2 separate regions of the Homo sapiens genome follow, and region 1 is linked to region 2. A link is a contact called in ENCODE Hi-C or POLR2A ChIA-PET data. All regions are on one chromosome and are shown on one strand. Each heading gives the region's core, a stretch centred on a gene start or an enhancer-like site at or near the end of the contact. The rest is flanking DNA. Distances are from core to core; before and after follow the strand shown. Region 1 overlaps ZNF423 (zinc finger protein 423). Region 2 overlaps ZNF423 (zinc finger protein 423).

Evidence for each region. Hi-C counts contacts between places; a loop is a spot of excess contacts on that map. ChIA-PET counts read pairs that join two places held with the same protein, here RNA polymerase II (POLR2A). Pooled maps may share reads with other maps.
Region 1: a loop to region 2 is called in a map of ascending aorta, with 2.2 times the contacts of the local background. The contact joins two enhancer-like sites. A Hi-C loop is called at or near these places in 10 of 168 maps with a recorded cell type or tissue (aorta, ascending aorta, body of pancreas and 5 more) and 7 of 50 pooled maps. POLR2A ChIA-PET finds 5 or more read pairs at or near these places in 5 of 52 experiments (H1, PC-9, WTC11 and 2 more).

What each region holds. Positions count from the first base shown.
Region 1 is chr16:49,830,301-49,836,433 of GRCh38, forward strand. The region is part of intron 1 of ZNF423 (zinc finger protein 423); the gene reads right to left. Among named protein-coding and RNA genes, the nearest start is that of ZNF423, 23 kb to the right of the region's middle. RefSeq lists enhancers at 4,833-5,663, 5,664-6,133. Within about 2 kb of position 2,900, at least 23 of the 41 ENCODE cell types and tissues checked have a DNase peak (open chromatin) inside an H3K27ac peak, as active enhancers do; they include ascending aorta and heart right ventricle, where a contact is called at or near this core.
Region 2 is chr16:49,785,603-49,790,933 of GRCh38, forward strand. It overlaps ZNF423 (zinc finger protein 423), which reads right to left. Exons shown (of 8, transcript NM_001379286.1): 2 at 3,885-3,944. Among named protein-coding and RNA genes, the nearest start is that of ZNF423, 68 kb to the right of the region's middle. Within about 2 kb of position 3,174, at least 8 of the 41 ENCODE cell types and tissues checked have a DNase peak (open chromatin) inside an H3K27ac peak, as active enhancers do; they include ascending aorta and heart right ventricle, where a contact is called at or near this core.

The DNA of each region.
Region 1 (6,133 bases), core at 1,650-4,149, 44 kb after region 2:
GATGAGATGTGAGGGAGAGCTCCCATGACATGAGGGAGATGCTCCGGAACCTTGCATGGGAAGAGACAGCCGCTCACACAAGCTCCCCCAGACAGTGCTGGGTGCTCCCCAGCAGCCTTTCCCCCTCCTTCTTTCTTGCTGGCCTAATTCAAATTTTGCTTGAACATCCCCAGATTCACTAACTCCAAAGGGAGCTCCGTATGTTGGCCTGAGATTGGTGCAGGATGTTCAAGGGATGCCGTTGTCAACACAGTGAGATACAAGGGAGGGAACATGGGGACATTTAGGAGAGGTATCTTTCCCCTAAAGACAGGCCTGTGTCAGGGAGCTTCTCTCTCCTGGTCTTTGGACACTGATGTGTCGGGGGGTGATGTCTGGCACCACAGCAGCCATTTCTTCATCATGAGGAGACAAATCCGAGGGCACCAGCCAATGAGTTGAGCAGGACAGAGCATAAAGACAGAAGGCAGCTCGATCTCTGCTGACAGTACTGAGCTGCTCAGCTAAGTTCTCTGCAGCCACACTCCTCCACACTTCTCATCCTAGGAGATCTCACAGCCCCTCATGCTTGAGCTTTTCCGAACTTGGATTGCACATCTTGCAGCTCGAAGCATCCCAGGTGATACAATCCTGTGTCAGCCAGCCAGTTCCACCAAAATTGAATTTCTGACCTGACTGCTTGCTCTTCCTCTTTCCAGAAGACCCTGCAGGTTTCTCTGCACCGCTCCCTGCCAAGAGGAGCTCCAACTATCAGAGATGCAACCCTCTCCCCAGGGGAATTTCACAACCTCAGGGTGTGAGGGGGAACACCTGGCCAGAGCCAGAGCAGTGACATGGTCAAAGTACAGCTCATGAAGACTGAGGCAGGGGGAGAAGAGAACAAAGCGTTATGCTTAATGACACCACCCAGAAATAAAGAGTTAAAGAAACCTCAAAGCGCCTGAGTCCATGTTCTACAGTGAAATCTTTCTTTATTCATTTTATCTTTGTAAATCTCTCTTTACTTATTTTATCTTTGTCTTCAAGAACCCTAGGAAATGGGTTCATTTTCCCTATTTTATAATTGGAGAAACAAATCATATAGGGTCAGGGTTAAGAGGGCAGATCAAATCCCAGTATCTCCAATTATTTACCAGGTTTGTGACCTCGGGCAGCTGTATGACCTTGGGCCGCAGAGCCTCAGTTTCCTCACCTATAAAGCGGAACTAATATAACTATTAGCTGGAGCTGCTGTGAGAACAGCATGAGACCACCATACAGGGCATGAAACTCCCAGTGACTTCCCAAGGCAGTCCATGATGAAGGCCTGGAAGCACAAAGGGATCAACAGGAGCTGTTCTCCCAGGGGACACTTGGGACACCCAGACTACAGGGAAGAGCGCTGCACAGTGAAGAAATTATTGATAAAGTCTGAGCACGGTGGCTCACGCCTGTAATCCCAGCACTTTGGTAGGCCAGGGTGGGCAGATCATCTGAAGTCAGGAGTTCCAGACCAGCCTGGCCAACATGGCGAAACCCCATCTCTACTAAAAAAAAAAAGTACAAAAAAAATTAGCCAGGCATGGTGGGGCGTGCCTCTAGTCCCAGCTACTGGGGAGGCGGAGGCAGGAGAATCACTTGAACCAAGGAGGCAGAGGTTGCAGTAAGCACTCCAGCCTGGGTGACAGAACAAGACTATCTCAAAAAAAAAAAAAAAAGGAAGATGCCAGTATTCATCAGTTTCACCTGCTTTCTTTGTTGCTTCTGACTTTTCCTCCTCTAAAGTGGAGGCTCCATAAAGGCACCAAATATCCGAGGGCCCTGGCCACCAAGGCTGGGTCATCTGGGGTGTGGGGCAGGCATCATTCCTTAGCTAGAAATCCAACTCCAGCCCTGAAGCTTTGTCAAACCATTCCCTTAATGGACAGGTATTATTCTGGGCCCACTTAACTCCAGTAGATTCCAAAATCGGGCCAAGCCAGCTGACCGAGCTGGGCGGCGATGCTGCCTGAGTCTGAAAAACAGATTCTGAGCTCATGAAATGCCTGTCTTCTGGGGTAGCAGGCCCCAGAGAGATCTGCTGAGGAAAAGGCCAGGAATGTTCTGAGCAAAGACAAGCTCCTGGGAATGAGGGTGTGACCTCGCAAAGCGACTCCCTGTCCATATCTCCACCCCCAGCCAATATGGACATCAGGAGAGCTTGAACTCACAGCCACTGGGGCAAAGCCAGAAGGCCCAGGAAGAGCTCCTCAAATAGGCGCTCCTCAAATAGGCAGGTCCTGAGTGGGGCAAGAGGGGGAAGGGTACAGCCAAAAGATGCAGGAGCAGTTATGACAGGTCAGAACAGAGCACCCGAGGGGCCAGGTGAATCGCTGACTTCAAGCCTACAGGGCACATGGTGAACTGAGAGGACCCACTGCAAGCAGGACCCTAAATTCCCCAGGGGCCAGGCAGGGACATCAATGAGTGACTTCAGCCAAGGTCTGGACTGTGATGGACAGAAGAGACATGCCCACCTACAGAAGCAGTCACCACCCCCAGCCCCAGGATGGTAGCCAAGCCTGAAACGGGGACCTTGAAGTCCCAGATCTACCCATTGCTTAGGAGACAGAAGCAAGAACTCCGATTTTTTTCTGTGACATCTCCAATCTCTCAATGTTGATTTCTTTCTTTCAAACACAGCGCAAGCCAATCAAAACACATCTGTGAGCAACACTCAGCCTCCAGCCTCCAGTTCGCAGCCTTCATCTAAAAGGTTGGAAGGGCAACATAAAGGAGTGGGCGCTCAGGTGAGCAACCCTCCTCCTCGCCCAGCCTTACCAGGCCTGGCCCCTCATGGGACCCTGATTGGAACTGGGGTCCACGCACAAGCTTGGGGAGGTTTATCCGCTTTCACAAGCTCCGCCCAGCAGGCAACACCCAGAGCCCAGGACTCCAGCCAGGGGAACACCACTCCGCAGAGAAAACCCTCAGCACTTGGCTCTTCCTGGAGCCTGAATTTCCTCCCCAAACAGGATGGATTTACGTGCGAGAGCAAAGGCCTACGCATGCGCCCAGCTCCAGACCCCGGTATTTATACAGTTTCATAAACTGCAAGCGATTATTTTGTTTCCTAAGAACAATCACTATGCAAATGAAACCTCCAGCTAATACAAACAGGGCTGTTAAATTCACTTGCCAATGTTTATGAAAAGAAACTCAGCCTGGCCCTAACCAAGCTCGCTAAGAAAATGTTTAATCACAAGACACATTCGAGTGAGGAAATTAGGCAAATAAGAAAAGATGTCCTGACTTCGCTCCCAGAGCCCCCTCCCACCTCCCACCCCCTCCTTTATTCGGCAAGACAATGATGGTGAAATGAAAAGGTTCCCAGAAGACGGACAGATGTCAAGGCTTAAGAAGGAAAAGACAGAAAATGCAGAGATTAGGGAAGCACTGGTTCCCAAATTTCAACAGCCCCCTCAGGACCTTCCCACTGTATATGTTATACTTGTTTTTCAGGGATTTCGTGGGAAGGGAGGAGGGGAGCATGTGCAGGGGGGCAGCAGGGCTGGGTGGGCAGGGAGGGCAGGGAGGGCAGGTGGAAACTCCAGGCCGCTCCTGGATCCTGGCTCTTGCACTTGGCTCCTGTACTCGGTCAGGCCACTGGACCACAGAACTGGAACTCAGGATGGAGCGAGTTCCCAGCTGGGGCGGGCAGTGGCCTTGGCTTCGCACAGCCTGTCACAGGGCAGGCGGCAGGCTTGGGGACCCAGCCAACACCCGAGCAGGACAGAGTGAAGATCCCAAGTCCTCAGTGGGCTGGGCGGTTGTCCCTGAAGAGTTAACAGCCCCAGGGTCAGGATCAATTGGAGGATGTTAGGGCGAAGAAAAATCATCTCATCAGGCTTGCCTGGGCTTAAGGCCCTGCAGTTCCACTACATACAGCCTATATAACCTCAAACAAGTGACTTCCTCTCTCGGTGCCTCAGTTGCCTCATCATGAAAATACAGATTGAGACAGCATGAACACAGTGCTGTGACAATACAAAGAGACCCTAAACGTAGTCAGCAGTCCTGGGAACACAGGCGTGTTTGATGGAGGTTAGCTATCTGCTCCAAGTCCCTCAATGCACAGATGAGGCCCAGAGAGGGTTGGTGGAGTTCCCCAAGTCACACAGATAAACAGCAGACAAAGGATTTGACCCCGGCTCCAGCCTCTCCAGCAGAGATTTAGGGGAAGAATGGGTGGAGGCCAGGGCTGGGCCCTGCCCTGCGTCCCCTCTGGGAAGCACGCTCGCCAAGGAGGCGGTGGTAGGAGGGACCTCTGGAGCCACTGCTCCCTGGGGTTGGGGGAAACCGGAGCCTGGTCCTGGCAGGGCTTCCCAGGGGCCCGGGCAGGGGCAGCTGTCCAGAACTGTCTGTCCACGGAGGGGGCAGGGTGGCTGCCACTCGGAGCACGCTGTGTGCCAGTCCCTGGGGCCGGGCCGGCTCAGCCTGCAGGCTCCATCCAGAGCCCGCCCCAGGGGATGCTGGGGGAGAGCGCCAGGATCAGAGCCGCCGGCTGTGCGCTCCCCTCCCCCAGCAACAGGGGACTAAAGTGGGTCAAGGAGGAAGGAGGGGGCCCAGGAGGGCTGGGGGAGGGGCCAAGGAGCTTGAGAAGGCACCCAGGGGGAGGGGACCAGGGGAAGATGCCTGGAAAAGCAAAACCATGTGTGCAGTGCGCCTTGGGGGGCCAGGGCTGAGCGGCAGAGGGGCTGCTGAGGCCTTGGGGGGAGTCTCAGAATCACCTCCGGATTAACACCAGGGTGGCTGAGCCTTGGCTCTTGCCCCAGAAAGTCAGTCCTTCACTTTCTCCCACCCCCTGGCCTTGGGGGGCTCCCTCTTCTCTGAGGCCCTCAGCCTCTTCCAGAGCCCCCACACCCCATGGGCCCCCAGCCAAGGGGTCTGTGAGGAGCACTTTCAATCAGTGCTGGCCCCCTGGCTCAGCCCTGGCCTTGAGCCCAGCTGTCCAGCCGGGAGGTGGGGTCTGAGGAGGGTGGAGAGAAGAATACAGACAACCCCATCCTGGGCCCAGACTCAGCAGGACTGTGGCGGTGCCAGGCCAAGTCAGGCCTCATCACCGGGAAGAAGGGTGAGCATGGGCCCCACATCCCCGCAGAGGCGTTCCTGGGGGACCTGGTGCAAAATAAAAGGGAGGAAGGCAGGAAATGGCAAACAGCGACGCCCCCTAGCCAGGAAGGGAAGCCAGGCCACAGACCCCTCAGAGACAGGGCTGGGGGCCCACAGTCTGCTCCGGGGAGATGCGGGCCAGTGGGCAGCCTCCACCCCTGGCTGGGCCTGACCCAATCATCAGCTTCTCTCCCAGCTCCCCCACCCGGCATGGCCCAAAAAAAAGGGACGCAACCACCCAAGCAACTCGATATGGTCCAGAAACCTCCAGGGTCCCCAGGTTCCAGGAAGCCTGCATAGGAGGTGGTGGGGGGGCAGAGGATGCAGAGGGTCCGGTGCCTGGGAGTAAGGTTTCAGCAGGGAGGGGAAGAGGAGCTGCTGCTCCCGGGTGTTGGTGCCAGTTGACAGGCAGCCGGGAAAACGGGGCCCAGGAGGGGCACACACCCACAGGTTCCAACTTAAGCCCCGGGGAAAATGCTGATGGGAAGAAGAGGCAGGCTTCCAGGCCAGGTCCTGGGCCCAAGGAGCAGTTTGGGTGGAGACAGAGAGAGGCCCAGAGGACAGGGCCCTGTTTTGAATCCCTCAGCAAGGCCACCTACCCCGACAACCACAGCTAAGATTCCTAGCTGAGCCAACTGGACTCCTGGGGCCTTGTGGGGAAAACACAGTAGAAAGGAGGACCCCCCCAGCCTAAATACCTTAAATGCAGCAAACACCTCCAACTTCGCACCTAGCAGAACAGAGGTGCTGGCCTAGTTGTGCCAGGCCTTGAACCTTGCTGGGTGTGCAGTTCCCAAAAAATCAGGAAGCAAGTACAGCCCTGCCCACCACCTGTCTCAAATGTCCCAGGACTTGGCCTGGGACATCCTCCACCTCCAACCTGTCCAAGCTGCTTCTCTCCCAAGTGAGCCTCAGGAGCAGGCCCAGTGGGGGAGGGGGTTGGCATGGAGGGAAGGGGGACTTAGTCACCAGCTGGGTCTCGGGGGATCAAGGTGTTGTCAGC
Region 2 (5,331 bases), core at 1,924-4,423:
TTTTAAAACCTCTGAAGATCTGGCAACTCTGGACCCAGCCAGAATTCTGGCAATTCATGGCCCAGCCAGCAGGAGCTGAGGGCCAGCCATCCCCTTTGCAAGGTCTGTGTCACCATCCACCACGGCCCCCTCACGTATCAGCCCACCTGGGCCACTAGCCTGCCTTGGGTGGGCCTTTGAGTTTGTGACCCTGGCAAGGTTTTCCCATTTGCAAAGGACTTTCACATTTGTAAGGAGTTCACACCTATGGCCTGGCAAGGCAGGAGAAGTTGGGGTTGGCAGGAGAAGAAGAATGACCCACGAACTCCCCTGAAGTCACACATGAAACCCTGTGTGTGTCCGAAAGAGAATCCACACAGTTCCACTGGATGCCCAAAGGCACCTGTGACTCAAAACAGGTTAAGAACTCCTCCAGCTCCACACCTCCAAGGCACCCCCACATCTTGACTCCAGATGAAGTGCTCCTTCCCCTGGGCTCACCATTAGCAGCCCCATTCACCAGCAAGTGGCATGAGTGGGCCTGCGCACTCCGCTCCCCACGCCCCCGCCTCCGGACTGCAGGATATTGCCATGAGCTGATCATTTCGCTCCTTTCCCTGCCAGGCAAGGCCAGGCTCTCCATCACTGTCAGGGCCCCCGCTCGAGGGCACGGAAGGAGCAAGCCTGGTTGTTTCTGGGGGCGGAGGGCCACAGGGTCCCCACTGGCAGGGTGGCCAGGGGAGGCCAGGGGTGAGTGAAGACACAAACTGCGCATTCTGCTTCTTTATTGCAGTTCTCCATCACACACCCAAGGCTGGGAAAAGCAGGGGAGAGGAAGGCGCATGAAAAGCTTGCGCTCTGGGCCAAGAGGGCCCCCCAAGAAGAGGGGCTGCTCCATGCCTTACAGCTCTCCCTTCCTCCTGGTAAACTGCCCTCAGCCCAGGGACATTGGGGGCCTGTGAGCAGGACCACCTATGCCCTGCAGCCACCAGGCCTGTCTTGCCAGGGACCTTCCAGAAGTCCCCATAATGCCCTGCCTTCAGGTCCTGCTCAGCTCTCCACCTCCCGATGCCAAGTGGTGCAGAGGTGAAACCACAGGCTCTGGCTTCTGGAGGACTTGGGTTCGAGTCCCTGATCCACAGCTTGCCGACTGGGGACCGTGGATTCACTACTGTACAGCTCCAAGCTCTTTCCCTCATCTGTCAAATGAGGATGGGGATTCTCAGTAGCAGTGCCAAGGATGGCCTGGGAGGTTTTGCTCCCCCATAATCTTCTTTGGCATCTGCTGCCATTCTCTGATGTGGCCAAGTGACATTTTCTCAGTTTAATGAAAAGTATTAGACAAAAGCAGCTTTCACCAGGCCTTTGGCCCTGGTGTCAACCAGATGGCTGTCCCTAAACCAAGCCCACAGAGAAATTATGGAGCTGCTGCTGGAAGTGGCACCCACCTCACAGAGCTGTCACGATGGCTCAGCGAGATGCTGCAGGTAGAGTCTTCACTCAGTGCCTGGCATGCACTAAGTAAGTGCTCAATAAATGTGACATCGCCCACGTCCAGGGCTACCTCCCACACTGACTTCCGCCTGCCACCCAGGCTTGGAGCCGTCTCACACGCCCAGTGCTCAGGGAATAAAAGCTGACTTTAATAGCCCAATTCCAATAGAACTGGGAAGGAAAATTTACACATGCACAGCACAAACTATTAAAAAAAAGAAAAAAAAAGAAAAAACACCAGCAAAAATGAGCCAAAGAAAACAAAACAATTCCTGGCCTGGCTGTCTGGCTGTGGATTATCCACTGCCAGGGATGCTCTGCCCTCCCTCTCCCCATAGCTGAGCAGAGAATCCGAAACTGGCACCGTGGCGAGCCACGGCCATGGAGTCACAAGGAGTGTGCATCCTCCTACATGCACGAGGCATGCTCAGCTCTTGCCTGGAAACTGGCAAATCCCACAGCTCCCACTACTCCCAGGCACCCCAGAGAGGCCCTAAGACTGGCTGCCCAACTATGGAATTACAGAACTACAGAACCCAGTTCCCTAGCACCAACACCACCCTTGCCTTCTGCAAGCTGGGAGACACCTCACTGCCTAGGGGATGCAGCTGGGGTGCTTGACACCCCCCCTGCCCAGGGCTGTCTGTCTATAGCAATCACTGCCAGCACCCTCCTTGCACGCCACTGCTGTTCCCATCTGTCTGCATCACCTCCAGCCCCACCGGGAAAGCAGCTGGGAAGGAGGACCTTCTGTAGACAACACTGGGCTGAGTGCTTTCCTAGTTCAGGGGTTCCTACAGTGGGATCCTCTCTAGAGCGGGCAGCAAGCCTGAGCCCCTGCACCCCTCGTCTCTCAGGAGGACTACATGTCTGAGACACGGCGCCTTATGGCCTTGCTGTTTCCGCCAACCATGGGGAACGCACTCCCCGCACAGAAGGAGACACACGGGGGGCTACACAGCCCCTTCCCCCAGCCTCCTATCTGCCCAGTGCTGACCCCAAGGCCTGTCCTAGTCCTGGACCCTCCTCCCTAGAATTTGAGCACCACTTACCACGTTGGCTTCAGACAAGGCCCCTCTCTATGGAGGAAGCCCCTGTCACCAAGGGCCAGGGCACCTGCAGCCACAACAGTGCCCAAGCCTGGGTCAACCAGGACCCTGGAGACTCTGCAGGCAGCATTAGCTCCTGCTGGAAAGGACACGGAACCAGGGGCCACAGGCTTGGGTTCAAGGGCTTAGTCTCCTTTCCCAAATTTCATTGAACCATCTTCAAGCTTCCCGCTGAGTCTCCGTATTCTGTACTATTAACACTTTCTTGTCAACTCAGTTTTTTCACTTAAATGAATTTAGCATCATCGTAAGTCACAAATGTCTATAATACCACACATTAGACACATAACCATGAAAACATTAAATGTTTATATACCTGATGCCTAACCGCGTTTCTGAAATACTGACCCAGAGCAAATCTCTCTTCCTGCTTCAGTTTCCACAACTAAAAGAGGAGAAGCTTGGACTGAATGTTCCCTCATAGGCCTCCTCAGGCCTTAGGATTCTGCAAGACTGAAGCAGCTCCAGCTCCCCCACAAATCCAGAAAAAGCTGGTCAGGATCCCAGGGCAGGCCTGGCCCAAGGCAGGGGAGGAGGACAAGGAAGGGGATCCCGGCGCCTGCCGGACAGGGAGCCAGGGGCATCACTGCCAAGAGAGGCCCTGGCTGCATGAGGAGCAAACAGGAGAGCCTGGGCCCTCATTCAGGAGCTCCCAAAGACCTCTCAAAGCCAGTTCTAATCTCAGTACTCATGGGAAGGCTCCAAGCTACAAAACTTCACAGTCAGAAAAACTTTACTCATCCACCTCTTTTTACAGCTAAGAAACAGAGGTACAGGAAAGAGCTTATGCGGGGATCCTGACTGTCACGTCACCCCCGACACCCCACGAGTCTGAGCTCCCTCTATTACCTCTCCCTGGAGGCATGAGCTCAGCTCTGCCAGCCCTGAGAATGCAGAGCAGCCCCTTCCAGGGAGGGAAAGAGGAATTCTGATGTAGACTGGAGTTTAAAAGTCCTATTAAAGTGGCTTTTATGCAATTAGATTGGAATGAATGTGCAGTGACGCCCATAGCAGGGAGCTTCAAGGCTTGTGCAGTGGGAAAATCACTGCCCATCTGAACTGTAGCCACAAGAAGGAAATGTGGCCCTCGGGAGAATAAGGGAATATTAGTCTCCGTATGTAATAGATTTTATTGACCATATGGAACTGATATAAAAATCGTGTTGCATGGGGTAGTCTGGATTGGAGGCAGGAATGTGACACGAAGAATATCATTTCCATAACCAGCTGGGTGGCTTTCTGAGTTCCTGGGCCAGCCCCCAGGACCCCCTGCAACTCTTCCACCAGCCCCCGGGCATTTACCTGCTGCTGTCACGGAGGAATCCCAGGCCAGCGAGAAGTCTGAGGCCTCCCCCTCTTCAACTGAAAGAGAGAACAGAGATGGGCCTGTGAGTTTGAAGGCTGTACAAATAGATCAGGTAAGGCACAGGGCGAGGAAGAAGGAACATTTGTGGGGGTCCTTATTATAATACCCATCACCAGGGGAGAGGGGGCAAAGCCTACAAAGAGGCCTTTATTGGTTTCACAGAGATGTAAAATGATCGGAATAAAACAGGAATAGCAAGCAAGTTAAGTGCTGGATCAGTTATGGTTTCCCCAGCCCTGTGCCCCTGGCAGACATCACTAATCAATCTCAGCACTGCCTCAAGAAACCAATAAGGTTGCTCTCAGAGATCAGCAAAGTGGTGAGTGCTCATGACCCTGCTGAGACCTGACCCACAGATAGACCTCAGGACACGCTGAGGTCAACTCTCCCAATGACAGCACGTCTGAGCACTGCAACTCATGAGCTGACAACATCAGAAGGCAACCAGCCTCCCCCCCATTCCACCCAGGACCCCACAGAACCAAGCTGGGCAGAGATAGGGTGTCCCCACCATCCCACACCCCAGGACATAAGCCCAGGCTGGTAGAGGCCATGCACTAGGAGAATATGGGAGAAACACTACACAGCATAACAACACTCTTGTCCTGGAATTAATCCCAGTCTGGGGCATGTAATAATATTAAAGCTGGGTTATGGACTTTGTAAATGGAACTTTGTTTAAGCCAAAAATGTGCATACACAGTATTTTTCAGATTTAATGGCCTTTCTAGCTCTGCATATGTGCAGGCTGAAGCCACCATGAACCACCCAGTTCTCTCTGCACTGTCGATGTTCTTGCTGGCACCACGTGGGTGCACACTGAGCCAGGCACTGTGCTGGGGCTTTGCAGCCATCACTGGGTTTCGTCTTCCTCAACGGACTCTCAGAGGGGTGTCTGAGGTCTTACAGGTAGTGAGAGCCACGAAGAGTTTGGGCTCAAACCCAGGGTTGTCTGTCTCCAAGGTTGCTTTGAAAACCACTGTTGACCGGGGTACAAAGGATGCTATCCAGAACCCTAGCAACTCAGGCTGGAGGGCAGTGACCCCAACCCACCACATGGAAGGCATGTACAACACGCAGGCAGCCACCTTGCGAGTGGAGCAAGCAGGCTGGCTTGTGGTCAGAACCTGAGTTCTAGCGCAAGGCACAGCCCACCTTCAAATCTCAGCTCTGCCTCTTACTAGCTGTATATGACCTGAGCAAATGATCTAACCTCTGGGTTTCTGTTTTCCCACTTCAAAAATGGAGAAAATAACGGTACCTAAGCCATAGGGCTGCTGGGAGGATTAAATGGGATAACGTCTGTGCAGCATTGGGCACTGTGCCGGCACAGGGTAACTGCCCCCATAATAATGTCAGGGCTGTCATCTGCTAGAACAGTGG